2 separate regions of the Mus musculus genome follow, and region 2 is linked to region 1. The links are chromatin loops, found by intact Hi-C in ENCODE. Cell type or tissue: left cerebral cortex. All regions are shown on one strand.

Region 1 (8,000 bases):
ACTTGGACGTTTCTGCGATTTCTAGCTATCATAGCTTTAGGTTATTTTTACATTACTCATTTTATTCCCCATGCCTGTAAAATGGACAGGGAACACTGAATTATTTGGGCCCAGACAAACTGCTCACTATAGCAATTAAATTAGGTGACATCCACACACCTGCCACCTGAGGGTTGGAAGGATTATTATCTGAGGGAGGAGTCACCACAGAGACCATCACATTGTAGTGCTCCTTTCGGGGAGAGGAGGGTGGACTGCGACATCTTGGCTTCGGTGTTGACTGGTCAGTCTCTCCCTTTGAGCTTCACTCCAGTGGTAAAATAAGCTTTGGTTTGCAGACAGACAATGCAGAGGTATACGCTCTTTGTTCTGCTGGGGCTGAGGAGATAACGAACCTGGGCTTCACATGGTTGGAACCAGGACTCAGACACAGAGGTCTGTTGCTACTTCTCGTGCTGAAGGTGGACCTGGGAGTCAGATCGTCAAAGCCAGGCTCCTGGATCCTCTCAGGCACTCATGGTGAGGGACTAAAGGTGGGAAGGCATTAGCAAAACTGGACTGGAAACATTCATGAGGTATGACATGAAGCATCCAGCGTGGGCTTCCTTCTGGCCCAGGAGTCTCTCTGAAGCAGGTTTCTAGTACTGTAAAACAGTCTTCACTCCATGGGGATAACAAAGAAATATAAAAATAAGAAATTTGTTTATTTGAGTTCTTATAGTAAATCACATTTCGAGTAAACTTTTAGAAGGGTTTCTGGTTCCAGATATTCTATATCTTCGTTCTCTGCAGTGGTTAAAAATGCTAATCAAGTCATTACAATTTAACACAAAGTATCCTCTCAATGTTTGAATGGTTTATTACATTTGGTGCATTTTATTTAAACCTTATTACTCATTTTTTTTAAACACTAACATTGAGAAATGAGTGACCTTGTGGAGATCTGAGATGTGTGTCTACAGAAAGAAATTATTGCAGATTGTGGGTCAAACAATTTTTAGAACCACAGCTAAGGAGAATGCAGAATGTTATAGGTGAGGAGTATTTGCCTTTAATGTTTTTTCAACTTACATCAAATTGAAGAGCTGTCCCCTAAGTGAGGCAGCAGCCAGGTGAAGCCCAATACAGGCATGGCTGTGTTCAGTAGCCTCTCTTCTTTGTTCCTACAATAAAGTCCGTGGTTGTGATGCTCACAGTGTATGAGACCTAATGTCCTACCATGCTGTCCCCTATTTCTATTCAAGAGTCATACCAAATGCTAAGTTATACTTTCTTCAATAAAAGAAAAAGAAAAAGATTTAAATAACACTGCCCCCGTGCCCCTCAATTCTCTTGGTTTTCTGAAATCAGAATGAATCAACATAACCAATAAGGAACCTGCTAGAAACTTGTATCCCAGAGTCGAAGTATCTGGAAAGACTAATCCATTTCTGATTTTTTTTTTTTAAAGCTATGAAGCCGCAGCCCTGTTTACATTCCAGTGAAGTAGTTTAGTAATTTATAGCTAATTTGTCAATGGGCATGCAGCTGTAGGCTGTGCAGTTTGAAAACAAAAAAAGAATATACCTCTCCCTTCATGTTTACATAGGCTCTGAAAGCCTGGTGTAGCGCAGGATGCGAGCCCCCAGAGTCATTAGGAAGGTCCACCAGCCTCTGAGGGTGGAGGGATGTTTGCATTATAACCCAACACATCATTAAGGACACAATTGTTATTTAATGTGGCACAATCATCTTTCTACCCTTCGTGAAATGCACTTAAGTAATTACCTTCTTAGCTCATTGCCTTTGTGAGCTGCCTACTTAGAAAGGGTTATATCTAAGGAAATATTAAAAAAAAAAAAGCCTGCCTCACACAATTGCCCCCTTTAAGCTGGATTGTATTTATTAACATATTCACGATGAAGATCATTTTTCCCTACTGCCCTGAAACAGTGAAGGGACTCCAAGATAAATCAATGCTTTAGAGCACTGGCCCAGGTTCAAGAGGCTAAGACCATGTTAGCCAAAGGCTCTTTTGCTTCAGCCATCCAACAATAAATAAATAAATAAATAAATAAATAAATAAATAAATAAATACGTACATACATACATACATACATACATACATAATCCTATACCTGTCCGGTGTGGGACTCCATAGCTTCAGCTAGATATCTGTTTAAGTCAATCAATTTCCTTTATCAATGTCAAAACACTATTTTGAAACTTGCCCTGGCTTTCTCTTTTGAAGACAAGAACAAATTTGTGGTGAGAATAGACTTTTACAAACCCAGAGAGCTCACTAAACTGCCACAGTGTCTCCTAACTGGTGTACTTTTGAGGACGAGCTTTGATTTGTCCAGATATTAAGATGGAAGAGTTAAAGAATGCACAAAACTTATTTTCAGAGCTCATTTAAATGTCTTTCAAGAAGATTTTTTTTTTTTAATGACGTGTCCGGGATGAGTCTGCATGCAGAGAGATTTTTGAATCATTTAAGGAAGGCAGAGAGCCCAGGCACAGAATTGAAATCACTTGAAAATGCACATCTGCATTTTAAACTTTAGGCTCCCTCTCAAAACACACCGTGCAATTGTGTTTACTATAAATACAGAGAGGTAAGTCTGAAACACCTTTATCTTATTTGGCCGCTCTGTGTCTGAGCCTCTTTGTTTGAACAGAAATGTCAGCTGTATTTTACTTTATTATATAAAAAAGTTTCGGAATTTAATTAAGGGTCAAGTACCAGCAGTCGATAAATGCAACAGCTAAAGAGTATTTCTGATCACTCTGAAGTCTGCAATCATGAAAATTATTATCATTGAGTAAAACTGGTCTCAATGATGGTGGCTGTGAGATGGATTCTGTGTTACTCAGCCGTCATTTACATAATAATGGGTTCCAGTTCTCATCAGCACCTTTTGTTTGTACAGTGCTTACTGCTACAGTAAATTGTCAAAATGTCATCCCTCTCCAATCAGCCAGAAAATATCAACAGTAAACAAGGCACAGGAAGAAATTCTCTGATTTGAAGTGTAGCGTCGGAAGAGAAGAGCTGAAGTCTCTGTGATCGCATGAAACATGTTATTGTGGTGTCCCCATAATACAGCCGCCCAGCAAATGAAAGCCACTTCTTTCTCCTGCCACCTCCACCCAACCCCTTTAATGAAAAAATATTACTCTGCCACTGAGGTCACTGGAAGCCCAGGACCATTTCTGGGCATGTGTGGATTCACGTATGGACTTGTCAATACCACACTGTCCCCTCTTACTAGGATCAGCCTTGCCCATTTCTAGCGGGGGTATGGCAGATTCGAGGGGGTCTAGGTCTTTCCGGTTTCCTTGTCTATGTCCAGTTTTGACTCTTGGCCAGTGTGACTGCAGAGAAGGAAGGAGTTGTGTGTGAATTTGGCCCAGGACCTGGCTGCTATCAAATTGGGCAGACACGGAAAGGCTCCCGTCATTGGCCCAAGGGGAACCTTTCTTGTCTCAGCTATAAAGCAAGGATCCAAGCTGGAAATTGGCCTCGGGTGGCAGTGGACCTGATATCATCCACCCTCTGTATTAATAGTTGGATGTTATTGAACTCAGAAGCCAGGGACCAAAAACAGAGTCACAAATTTGGGGCATCACGTCCCGGTGTCTGGTTTCAAAATTAATAGTAATTTTTTTCATCAACGTATTTTTCTGTTCCGGAGTGAATCCTCTGCAGAATCAGGAGAGGATGCGGGTGAATTAGTACAGCAAATGCCTTCTAACCACTATAGTTACCAAGTATGTTAAAATTAAAGACTTCACATTGTGTTTGAAATAAAAACGAATATCGTGGCACCCTGCCAAGAGTCCTAGAAACCACTCTTGTGTGGAATTGAAACATTTGGCTCATATAATACTTAATTTATTTTTATGAAATGACACGTTATATAAATGTATGTTTAAAATAGAGAAGCACAACATTTTTTTTTTCAGTAAATTTCTTTGTATTCTGGCTTACACAGCTACACATAGCTATGGCACAGCTAAACAGAATAACAGCAAGAACAACAACAGCAACAACAACAAAACCCAGTAAGTTTTCCCAAAATGTTTCTTTTTAGGCAATGTACCCTCTCAAATATTTCAAAACACGGCCCTGTAGTGAGCTTGTAGTGAGGTTGCTTGAGGCAAGGCTCTGGGGAAAAGAAAAAAATCCCAAGAGTTTTAGAATCTATTGAAATGAAGTGTTGACATCAGGAATATTCTGTATTGCTTTCCGTTTCTTGCCGTGTACTTTATTTTGCTTGGCTACCTTTAATTTTCCTCCTCTCCCTCGCTTCTCTTTGCAAATCCAACATTGTCCAAACCTTTTGGATTAAGAAGCTTGGCTGAACTTAAGCGTTGCAGTGCTGTGGTGATGCGTCTGTGATGGGGGGCGAGGGGGGGGGAGCGGCACTGCGTTTGTAGTGGGGAGGGGGGCGAGAAGCCAGGCAGTGCAAAGAAATAGGGCTGATCAGCAGTAATTACCCTGACACCTCATGCAGTACACGGAATTAACTCCTAGGACTTGGGGCCGAATGAAGAAGTTGATGTCTCTCGCAATGAATGCATCAGTGGCTGAACCCATTACCAGTTTAAACGGAGATGGGAATTTACAATACACTGTTTTCTTCGGGTTGGGGAATGTAGAGCGGTGTGGAGAAAATAAGAAAGTAATTCAGGATGCCACAGCAAGAGCCACGTGTATTTCTATTGAGGCTTTTACTTTTTGATTCCGTAGCCTTCCTGTATTATGTAAATAAAAGTGGAGGGCCCTGGCAAAGGTTGTCTGGAAAAACAGAAGTTCATTGTCTTAAAGAGGAGGTTAGTGTGCCACTAAAGTAGTGAAGGTATTCCACGACTGACTTATAGCTAGGGAAGTGCTGGAAAAAAAAAATGCACAGCAGAGGGGAACATTGCTCAAAAGGCAACTAGTTAGCAGCTGCCACCATGACCTTTAACTGCATCCATGGTAACTGGGCTAAAGATGGAGTTCCATTTTATTATTCTCACACCCACAATGTTAAGCTTGTGAATCCCATTGCAATTTAATGGCTGAAATCAGAAGGCAGATCTGTGTTCATTGGACCAGTGCCGATACCCTCTTAGCTAATGAGCGCAATAAACATTTTCATGCCAGGAAGGCAGTGCGTGTGGAAATATCATGACATACAGAAATGTACACCCAAACACAAAGAAATGGCCAGTGTTTCATATGGCTTTGCATATTCCAGCATTCAAAGCCAACCAACCATCTTTTTAAGAAAAGGAATTAAAAAAAAATAGAAGAAAAAGATTGTTAGACTATTAAAATCTGCGGCACACCACAAAGCTTATTGTGGACGAGCAGACTGAAGAGTTAAGAATCTGGAGCCAATGACTGCTGCTTCCCATTCTATTGTTTTTTCTTAATGAATCTTATTATTTATTACTCTGTGCTTCCTTTGCTATGGCTCTCATGTGCTGGCATCTTCCCCCTGTGGTAGTTCTGTGGGAAACAGTGTGGAAGCGGGACCCACTTTTTTTTTTTTTTTTTTTTTTTTTTTTTTGGTACCAATGAAGATGCTTCATTGAGAGTTTGCCTTTCAGTGATGTGTAGTTTGCATTTTCTCAAGAATGAACCTAAACTGTTCACTATCCTTGTCACGCTGCTGGATGTCGGGACACGTGTAGAATGTGTATTTTAGATGATGGCTCTCACTAACTAATACTTACCACTGCCCCTGGTGACAATTTAAATGAGCGCATTCAGATTTGAGTTTAGAATGAGCTGGGGACAGAATCTGCGCACTTCCATTCACTAAGAGCCAATCTCGAGAGATTTAAGCATCATCAACCTGTCATACAAGTTTTTGATTGTAACTCGTTGCCACTCACATTCCCAAGAATTCTTTTTGAGAGACTTAGTATGTTAAGCTCACCAGCATCCACGGGTGGCTTGTATCAGAAGGCTACCAAGTGTCCTTGAAGCCCATGAGATTTGTTCTAAGACTCAACTTTGTAAAAGTACTCTTGCAAACCTACATAGAATGTACTCTGAGAAATTCCCACACTTTCCTCTGCTTTATCTCAGTAGTTCTCAGACACCCAATGTATTATTTTGGTTCAATTGTTTCCTGAGCAGATATGGGGGGTAACACGTTTCCTTATTTATGAACAGTGCATGTTTCCCTTCTGGAGAATCTTCAACTGGTTTGCCATCAGAATCTGCCTGTCCTGAAGACTACAAAGGTCAGAGAGAAAGTACTTTGGATGCTTCTTATCTTTTAAAGCAATGCCATTTTTCTATCATTTCTATCAGAGAGTTTGGGAAGGGTTCAAAGAAAGGGGAAAAAGATGAGACAAAAGAATTGAGAACTCTTAGAACTGAATAATCTCACCTGTTTATTTGACTTCTGAAAGGGCAGGATGCACCTCCATCAGTTAATAAAAGGTGTTCCATCAATTTAGACAATTATATCAAAGCTTAAGACTGTCATGAAGCTGTTGAGATCTCCTAGGTGACATTAAAAAATAATACGCTTTAGATCACATCATATATTAAATGACAACTGCCAATTTTTAAAAGACTACTCAAAAATCTCTCCTGAATGACAATTTTGAAGTTTGAAACACTTTGTTCTTAACAGTCAAATTCATTGATGTGAAACTGCTGCTTCTTGACTCAGGCAATGTGGCTAATAAGAGCTGTTCTGTTTATTGGCGTGAAAGTGGATTGTAGGATACCGTGTTTACAGCCGCCCCACATCTTTGCTTAATTAAAGCACACATAGGAAATGTTTTGCTAGCACATTGCTTGCTTTGAAATAGCTAAATATGACTTACATTTAAATATTTACCACCCCCTTGACTTGGTTTTTCTTTATTAGATTCAGATTAGATTATAGCCAGAACAATTGCATTTTCTATCTTTAGTCTAGGAAGAATTTATCACAGCCACCACAGGGAAGATCCTTAGGGCTTATGATGACCTGGCCAGCCCCAGCACTGTGGAGGTCCAGAGGTGGTAGGTAAGTGCACCTATCATTCATAACTCCTGTTTCCTTAGCATGCACCATCATGTCTGCTTGTCTTGTAGACTGCTATGCAAGCATCTACAGTCACAGGGTGGCTGACAGGCATCACCGCAGAGCCAGAGAAATATGATATCATTTAGTCACCTTTGTACAAACTCGTTATAAATTTCAGACCCAGGAGGCCTGATGCTGGCTGGACTCTCAGTGGAACCTCACCTCAATGGAAATCCTTTGTTTATTATCTGGTCCACTTGGGAAGTTCCCACTACCCCTTGATGACACAGGGAGACTGTCAGCCTAAAACCCAGACATCAACGATAAGAACTGGAGATCCAGGAAATGAACTAGATGCCACCAACTAGAGTCTGCAGACTCTGTCATTTCTAGGGAATCTTTCTTTGGTCACTCATCCCAGACTTGCATTATGAGACAGCTATGGCTTGATGTGTAGCCTTACAGGGTTGCATAGAGGCAACTGGGCTTAGCTGAGTTCATGCGGTTGGAATCTGGATGATGACTCTAATGGCTTTGTAAATACTGGAAACTGGAAGACCCAGCTACGTACTTGTTTTGGTTTTCTATATGATCTGCTCTGCCATGCTAAGACATGGCAATGGAAGCCCTCGCCAGATGCCAAGCAAACACTATCACCGTGTTCTTGAGTTTCCCAGCTTCCAGAACTGTGAGTTAGATAAACCCTTGTACTTTAAAAATTAGCCAGTTAGATATATTCTCGTGTGGTGGCAATAGAAAAACAACAAAGTTGGCTTCCCAAAACTGCCTTCTGCTTATCACTCTGTGGTACCTGCCAGTTCCAGTCCCCTCTTCTTGATTTGACTCTCTATATTGTCAGGCACAGCACCGAATGCTTCTGGGTAGTTTGCCAAAGTTCTTTGTCATTTTCTACTTTCCAAGACCTGGCACCTTCTACAGCATCCTTCCCTTATGTAGAAGGAGTGAAATCCTTTTCATTGTCTTCAGCAACAGAAT
Region 2 (8,000 bases), 52 kb after region 1:
GGTTAGAAAATGGGATCATCAGCCCACTGCTTCTAGAAAGGGGTTTCAGGCCAATGAAGGCGTGCCTTTAAAGGGGACCTCTCATTTCTTAGGTTTGGATCTAGGCTCTGCTGCCCTCCTATGAGATGTTACTTTACAAAAAATAGCAGGGTTAACCCACCATGCATTAGTAGCTCTGAAATAATATTTTTTCTTCTAAGTTGATCATCTCAAGTATTTTATCAGAGTTGACTAATATGTCCCTCTTTTGAAGACGTTATTAGTCTGAGGAACACAGGGATTTGCCAAATCTTTGCTTATTGGTTTGGAACTTCCCAGAGACGTTTTCCATAGCCCTTGGTGAGGATGGCCACACCCAGGATGGACAACAAGCCTCTCCTGGTCCAAGCAGAGAAAAATAGGAGTTCCTTTCAGAACAGTAAGTCTTGTTATTAGATAAGCTGTCCCTTTTTCTTCCTCGATGTGAGAGCTGGTCAGGTGGGTGGAAGCAGCCCTGCATTGCTCTTAGATATTCTGCCAGGACAGGAGGGTACCTAGGGAGGCCAACTAGGTATCCTTCTTGTCACTGGGGTGTGGTAAAGAGGAAGGATGGGTAGAATGTTCCTTCAAGCTCACATCTCTTGCTTTTTCCTAAAACTACCTTCCCTTGGATGACAATAGCATCGCTCACCCCTTCAAACCACATTTGCAAACTGCGTATGTGGAAAAAATCTTCGGGCCACCTAAAGGCTAAGGTGTGTGCAAATATGAGAGAAACGTGACTGTTGTGCAGATTATCTCTCTCCCCTCATACTTGACCTATTACCATCTGATATTTGTGAGTGACCCATGGAGACAAATTGCTATGCATTTGAGAGGTATCCACAGTATTTCGGCGTCCATGATGCACACAGCATTTCACAAAACTCCACAATCATATTGATATATGGAGATACCTTCCGGTTGTATGAACACAATGTATTTTGTAGAATTTGAATGTTACAGGTTATTTTTCCATGTATCCTTAAGGGTCAGTGGTTCAGTGGTATTCCCAAACCTGGAAACCAGATCATTTTCCTCAGTTTTCTCTCTAAGTTTCGGGGTTCCCTAGAATAGATCACAGGAACCCAGTATTAAGCATGTCAACTAAGAGGTACTTCCTGGCAATAAAACCCTGGGTGATATCAGAGGTTATAAAAGGAAGGTCATTCAAGTTTGAGACCACAAAGAAAATTCCTTGGGAAATAAACTTTCCTGGGTGAGATGAAAGGCCCCAGTCGGAGAAGTCAAAGAGATAGCCCCTTCACCCTAGCATGAATGGGAAATTCAAATCCATTGGCATTGTCATTGGCAGAGCTCCCGGTGATTGACATACATTGCTATCTTGGAAGACGTGTGAAGAAATGTCATTTCCAAACTTAAATAGCTGGAATCTCTATGGCCAAGGGGTGTCGGACCACGCACAGCAGGGAGCCAGCTTGGCATTTATCTCAGTTACACCAACACGCTGAACAGAGATATCTGAAAAGGAAGAGAGAAAACAAGCACAGAAGAGATTCTACTGCTTAGAAAACTGAAACCACGAGGCACACAAGCAGCCAGCAGAAGGAAACCCCCTTTTGTTACATCTCACCTGAATTTGTACCATGTCGTTAAAGACCCAAAGAAGCAAAGTTTTCCTGTGAATAACTAACTGGTATGGTAAGAAGGTGGAAGAGGAGCCATCTCCTCTTTCTCAGAGTCTGAGCAGTAATGACTACCTGGGCTTTCAATGTTCCCCAGTGAGGAAAGGAGACAGAATGCAGAGAGCTCACTAATGAGGCACATTGCAGCACAGGCTGGCCAATTTCTCAGTAGTCTTACAAGACAGCAGAAGAGTAAAACTGCTGCAGTGGTTAGAGGCAAGTGAGAGCAGGCCTTCTAAGGATTTGGATAAGAGTTTGTTCTTTGAATTTTGTATTCTATTAGCAGAAGAAATAGCAGCAACAACAACAAAGGGATTTTTTAAAGGACTGGTTTTTAATATATATCATATATAGTATATAAATTAATATTTTAGATTAATATAATGCTCTGAGTTTGTGTATGTTTGAAGCATAAGAAATATTGTACCCAACTGCCAACATGAAACTCACAGAAGGGCACTTAATGGTCTTGGAATTAGTACTAGTTTTTAAAAAGAAAAGTTGTATTAAAGGGTGTGTTTGGGGACTGAGGGTATATATAGATCAGAGGCAGAGCATAGAGTGTCTGAGGCTCCAGCACTACAAGAAGGAGGAGGAGGTGATGGGGAGAAGAGGTATTTTGGGGTGTTACAATTTGCCTAAGACTTTGGGTTGGCTTCAAGACTGGAGTCATTTCACAGATATTGAGGGAGTCAGACATTCCTAAGCAGCTGTGAATATTTCTTCACCTCTCTCCCTTGTGGTATGTCTTGCTAGAGAAAGTTACCCTGGAAAGCCACGAATTGCTTGGATCCTAATTGTAACATTGCTTTATCTTACATACACTGACACTCTTTAAAACCGTTAGGTAAAATATCCAGTTATTTATGGCTGCCCAGAGTATTTCTCCAAAGCGAGGTCCTTGAAAACATTCATTTTATGATGCGTGCAGATTCTGTGGTAGGGAGTTCAGAATGGATACAAGGGATGCCTGTCCTGTTCCATGGAATTGGAGGCTGTGGCTGGGTAAGCTTGGAACTCTTTATATATTTGGTTATAACTGTTGGTAGTTTTACATTTTATTTTTATATAAAAAGAGAGTAAGGTGTGTGTGTGTGTGTGTGTGTGTGTGTGTGTACAAATATTGTTTTCAAATTCCCAAATGCAACTGCTGAAAGATCATAAAATTAGGAGTTATGGCTGACAGTAGAGGCTTTGCCATTTTCCAAGACCATGGAATAGAACTGTTTAACACTGAAATGAGCCACAAACAGAGTCCTATTTGGAATGGTTGATAGAAAGGTAGAAAGTCTCAGGCCTCTCAGTATTTATACCTTGACTTCATCTTGACTTCACCTGTCTCTGAATATCCAGAATACCCCTGAAAACAACTTGTTTATTTTTTCTTTTTCAAAATTTATTCTTTGAGAATTCCATAGAGGTATATAACATATTTTGATCATAAATCCCAGCCATCCTGCCTCTTGCTCCTCTTAGAACCCCTCCCAACACCTCTCCTTTCCACCTCCACATCCTATTCTCTTTACCTTACTAAGTCTATTTAGAGCTGCCTGCATGTGCTTGGGTACGGGGCCATCCCCTGGAGCATTGGCAGCTACCAGCAGATACACCCTCACAGTAAAATCAGCTTTCTTCCTTCAGTAACCATCAATGGCCAAAGCTTTTATTGCCAGGGTTAGAGCCTAACCAACCCCTCCCTTACCCATGATGAAACATTGACTGCCTTGAACTCACGTGTGTCTCATGCAGATAACCACGGCTGCTATGAGTTCAGGAGCACAAAGGCTGTGCCATGTCCAGAAGACCTTGATTCTCAGCAGGCCTTGCCATCTCTTTGTTCAAGGGCAAATGTATGATAAAGTAACAAATTTTAATCGTAAGTTTTAGAGAAAAAAGATTATATCTCATCCTATTATAATTATTTTCATTTTTCCCTTTTTATTTTTTTAAACTACATCTGTGATTGTTAGATATACTTAACACATGCTTTTCTGGGTATTGCCATTTTTCTTTGACAGATGGCAAAGAGAATACATTATGTAGAGCTCAGGCTTTAACACTTTGTAAAGTTCATTTAAATCATGACTTATGAGACATAAACACCTTTTGTACTTAATCTGCACAAAGCTGGAAGTTACTGGCAGTGTCAAAAACAGTAGCAAGAAAAGTCTATTTCATGAGGTGGCGGGGGGTGGGGAGTTAGGAAATCCACGGGCTGAGCTCAGGAAGGGGTCAAGTGACGAGTGCTTCTTACAATCGTTATCATCTTCAGATTTTGTCTGTTTCTTCATCTGTCATTAAAATGTTTATATTTTTTTTTCTGATAGTGCCTTGTAAGACCAGGAAACAACAGTTAAATAAATGCAAAGAGGCAAATACCAACAGACTACAGAATTCTTCTGAAAGCACTCACAGGCTCTGCAATCTAGCATGTCTGTCCTGGGTCTGCTTTGTGGGACTCACTATTGGTGATACTTGTCATTTCACATTATGTTTTACTCATTGACATTTTGAGTTTCCATCCTGTACAATTGCCCATTAGCATCCATAGCAATAGTAACGCGAAAGGCTTTCATATTCTTTCCCAACTCAACACATAAACCATTAGCATGAGATGGCTGCCGAGAGAGAGGAAGATTCTGTTTTCCTTAAGGGTTAAGCCTCTGATGTGTAGACTACATTCCAGTGAAAAACCACACAGCCAAGAATATACAGACAGCACAAACTGTACTTTCTGGGGCAGGGTGGGGCGTGGGGGGAAGACATAAGTTGGAGAGCAAAGAGGGGGCAATTTTGAAAGATGTCAGGGAGGAGGAGGAAAGTATGATCAAAAGGCAATGAGCGAGAGGGGGAGGGAGGGAGAGAGAGAGAGAGAGAGAGAGAGAGAGAGAGAGAGAGAAAGAGAGAGAGAGTAGTTTGTTCCAGATGGATAAAAAATTAAAAATAAAATAAAACAACCAAGACTAACTCCAGTATGATCCAGAAACTGGATGATTCTGAAATGATGTCAACTTAGTCGTTTTTGAGAACTAAAAGTTCATCTTCATACATGGCTACACAATTCATAACCGCAAATATAATAAAGTTCAGGATGAGCAGAAACCATGGTACTAGTTAAGAGATCAGAGGCTTCTTGGCACTAGTGGAAGGAAGGCATATGGTCTCTCCGAATGACTCTTAGGCCAACTGAGTGACCCTCTGTGAAACAAGGTGGGCACGTGCTCTTACATTTGCTGAAAGCCACACAATGGCCAACACCAACACAGCATTCAACACAAACTCCAGGCACTGGCTTCCATCTTGGTGGGGGTGCTTGTGGTTGTGTGTGTTTCCATAGGCATTCACATATGTATATGCAGATATCCACATGTACACAGGAGGTATACAGGAAATCATTGTGCCTTTTGATCATTTTGTTGTGAACTGAAAACAACTCTTAAAAAGGAAAAAGAATTAAGGAAAGGGAGATCAGGTGGGCTTCTTTACCCCATAATATGAAAAATGAAACTTTACCACTCAGCAGAAGAGCTTCATTTAAAGAAGCCTGTTAAGGAATCAAGGGTTCAGTTGGCAGAATGATTCCAGGAAGGGCAAGCCTGCTGAGAGGAGTGAGAGAGCTTCACAGAGAAAGGCCATTAATCTGTCTCTCCAGGTGATGGTTGCTGTTTAGGATGCAATAAAAAGCTAGGCGAGAAGACAGCTAAGAAAAACGGAGCTGCCTTGGTTATGCTATGCCAAGGGGCATTCATGAATAAACCTTGCTCGGTAATCCCGTTTGGCTTGATGAGGACATATCTTGTCTGGATCCTGGGTTTGGGGCATCCTGCCATTCACAGAAAGAACTAACTAACAAGGGGCACTTCTGATAAATGGTTGAAAATATATGACTCATAAGGAAAGGTTCGGAGGACTAGACACGTCCAATTCACACGGAAGAAGACTCAGGGGCACATACTATTTTACCCCTGTAAAGTGGCATTACAAAGAGGATGGAGGCCAATTATTATCGCTAGTCAATGGAGACAAAACAAAAAGTAGTAAGCTTTGAGTGCAACAGGGCAGATCTAGGTTAAATGTTAGGAGAAATTTAACACCATCAGACATCATAGATGGCTAGGGACAGCACATGGGATTGAGTAGGCAACTTCTCTAGACATCACCAATGTTGAATTTAATGCCTTGATTCAGTGAGGTTTTAAACTAAGTCTTGTCTGATGCCTGTAGTCACTTGATATCTCCACTCACTTCCCTTGCATGCAAATGTATCTATACATCTGAGGGTTTCCTATTGTACATCTTTACATTGTAGCATCAAGAGAAAAAGTGCTTCTTAAACACATGTCAAAATACATTTATTACATCTGTTATTAGAGGGTTCAGCGTACTGCTTCACGACTCACAGAATGCACAGCTTCCGTCAGACTCTGAAGTGTTTTGCAGAAACATAACACTCAGTAGTGTCTAAACAAGCACATGACAAGAACATAGAAACATGCTTTCTAGGAATGAAATCCTTCTCTCTCTCTCTCTCTCTCTCTCTCTCTCTCTCTCTCTCTCTCTCTCTCTCTCTCTCCCCTCTCTCTCTCCTCTCTCCTCTCTCTCTCCACACCTGGAACCAATGAAGGTGAACTCTAAGCACTTACCCCCTACTGAAGCTCATTAGAATTTTATCTACCTAAAGATTGGACAAGCTTACCTCATTATTTCTCTGCTCTCTCATTGGCTACAAAGTTTCTAGACCTTGACACATCTTTTCTTTGAGCCATTAGTTGAAGCTGCAGTAATGAAGACTTCATAATGACTCATTTAGCTCTTTGCATTGGAAGCACCCCACATATTACCTCAGCAGCACACAGAATCCATCTATCAACCCACAGGCCTGGATGGGGCCGTTCCAGACAGAACTCACCTCAGAATATCTGGTGGCAGGCCATGTTCTTCTAACTTCCAGTGATCCCAATTTACATAAGACGACTTTCTAATGTGAGAGCAGCAAGATGACATAAAAAGTCCCTGTCATGTTGTTTGTTACAGATTTGTGTTTACCTTGATGCTGTGAACTGCCAACTGTTCATTAAAATAAGGTGAATTGGCATTAAGTCATAATCGGAGAAAGTACTCTCCTGCTGTACAAGATGGATTGTATCAATATAACACTTTGAAAAATAGCTTATTTTAAAAATAATCCCCAAATTTTAACTGCAACGGCAAGCCTCCATTCACAAGTGTAGATAATACTCTCTGTTTCCATGAGACGTTCATGCTGAGATGAGGTGCAATCGTCTCTCTGGTGGGGACTTATACCAGTTTCCTAGTCCCAACGCAGACTTCCTGATCTCAAAGGATTCCAGAATAAAAGACTGGAAATACCTAATCTTAGTGAAGACCACAGGCCAGAAGTAGAATAATTTTATATTTAAAGGAACACATAAATTGAGAAATGTCCTTGCAAAGTTATTTGAGCCACATTGGGCACAAATTGTTAAAAGGACAGAAGTTCATTTCAAAGTCTCAAAGCAGGATATGGTAGTTTCAACTTTGTTGAATGATTATTATTTATAGGCCAAGCTTAGAAAAGAAATGTCTCAGGTCACAGGGAGGGAATCACACATATACCTTCTTACCGGTAATTCCGTGAAGAGTTTTAGTGTACATAATTCATCTCCACGTATATTATTGTAGTATTTAATTTGTGTAGTTAATTTTTTCTGGAATTTCATTAATGTTTTTCTATCAGAAACTGTATTGTGTGGTAGAAAGCTAGAGTGTGGTGCTATTATGGATGGTTTATCCCTAACATAATTCATACTGAGGCTGGTCCTCTATGTAGTCGAGGAACCTTCCAGGGGCTTGGATTAGGGACTCCATTCTCACAAAGGGCTGAATTCTGCTCCCACATGGATGTCTTAGTTGTCTTGAGAGCAGGTTTGGGTAACCTGCTTTGTCCCTTCCTTCTTCCCAGCACACTTACTGTCTTTTCATGTTCTTCCGTGAGTTGAAATATCATGAGGCCTGTTACAGAAGCCTATAAAATTAGAACACCATGCTTTTGGATTTACCAATCTGTGAAACAAAATAAACTTTTTAAAACAAACAAACAACAACAAAAAAAAAGAAGCCGGGTGTGGTGGCACACGCCTTTAATCCCAGCACTTGGGAGGCAGAGGCAGGCAGATTTCTGAGTTCAAGGCCAGCCTGGTCTACAGAGTGAGTTCTAGGATAGCCAAGGCTACACAGGGAAACCCTATCTAAAAGAAAAGAAAAGGAAAGGAAAGGAAAGGAAAGGAAAGGAAAGGAAAGGAAAGGAAAGGAAAGGAAGAGAAGAGAAACTGCCTA

What was found. A loop is a pair of places that touch in the nucleus more often than their neighbours do. Peaks named below come from ENCODE experiments on the same cell type or tissue, not always from the same donor. Only the 100,000 strongest peaks of a DNase experiment are listed, where the experiment ranks them.
Region 2: it touches region 1 in a loop (2.3-fold over the local background); 3 of 42 quality-filtered maps call a loop at or near these places.

What each region holds. Positions count from the first base shown.
Region 1 is chr1:42,349,095-42,357,094 of GRCm38, reverse strand. It overlaps Gm46088 (a long non-coding RNA gene), which reads left to right and starts at 6,155. Exons shown (of 3, transcript XR_001778901.1): 1 at 6,155-6,225; 2 at 6,910-7,004. In left cerebral cortex, no CTCF peak of the experiment used is centred here; DNase peaks (open chromatin) are centred at 3,812 and 4,972; H3K4me3 peaks cover 454 bases.
Region 2 is chr1:42,297,351-42,305,350 of GRCm38, reverse strand. It overlaps Gm28175 (a long non-coding RNA gene), which reads right to left. Exons shown (of 4, transcript XR_865384.2): 4 at 1-3,496. Among named protein-coding and RNA genes, the nearest start is that of Gm28175, 43 kb to the right of the region's middle. In left cerebral cortex, no CTCF peak of the experiment used is centred here; DNase peaks (open chromatin) are centred at 1,471, 1,755, 2,399 and 3,673.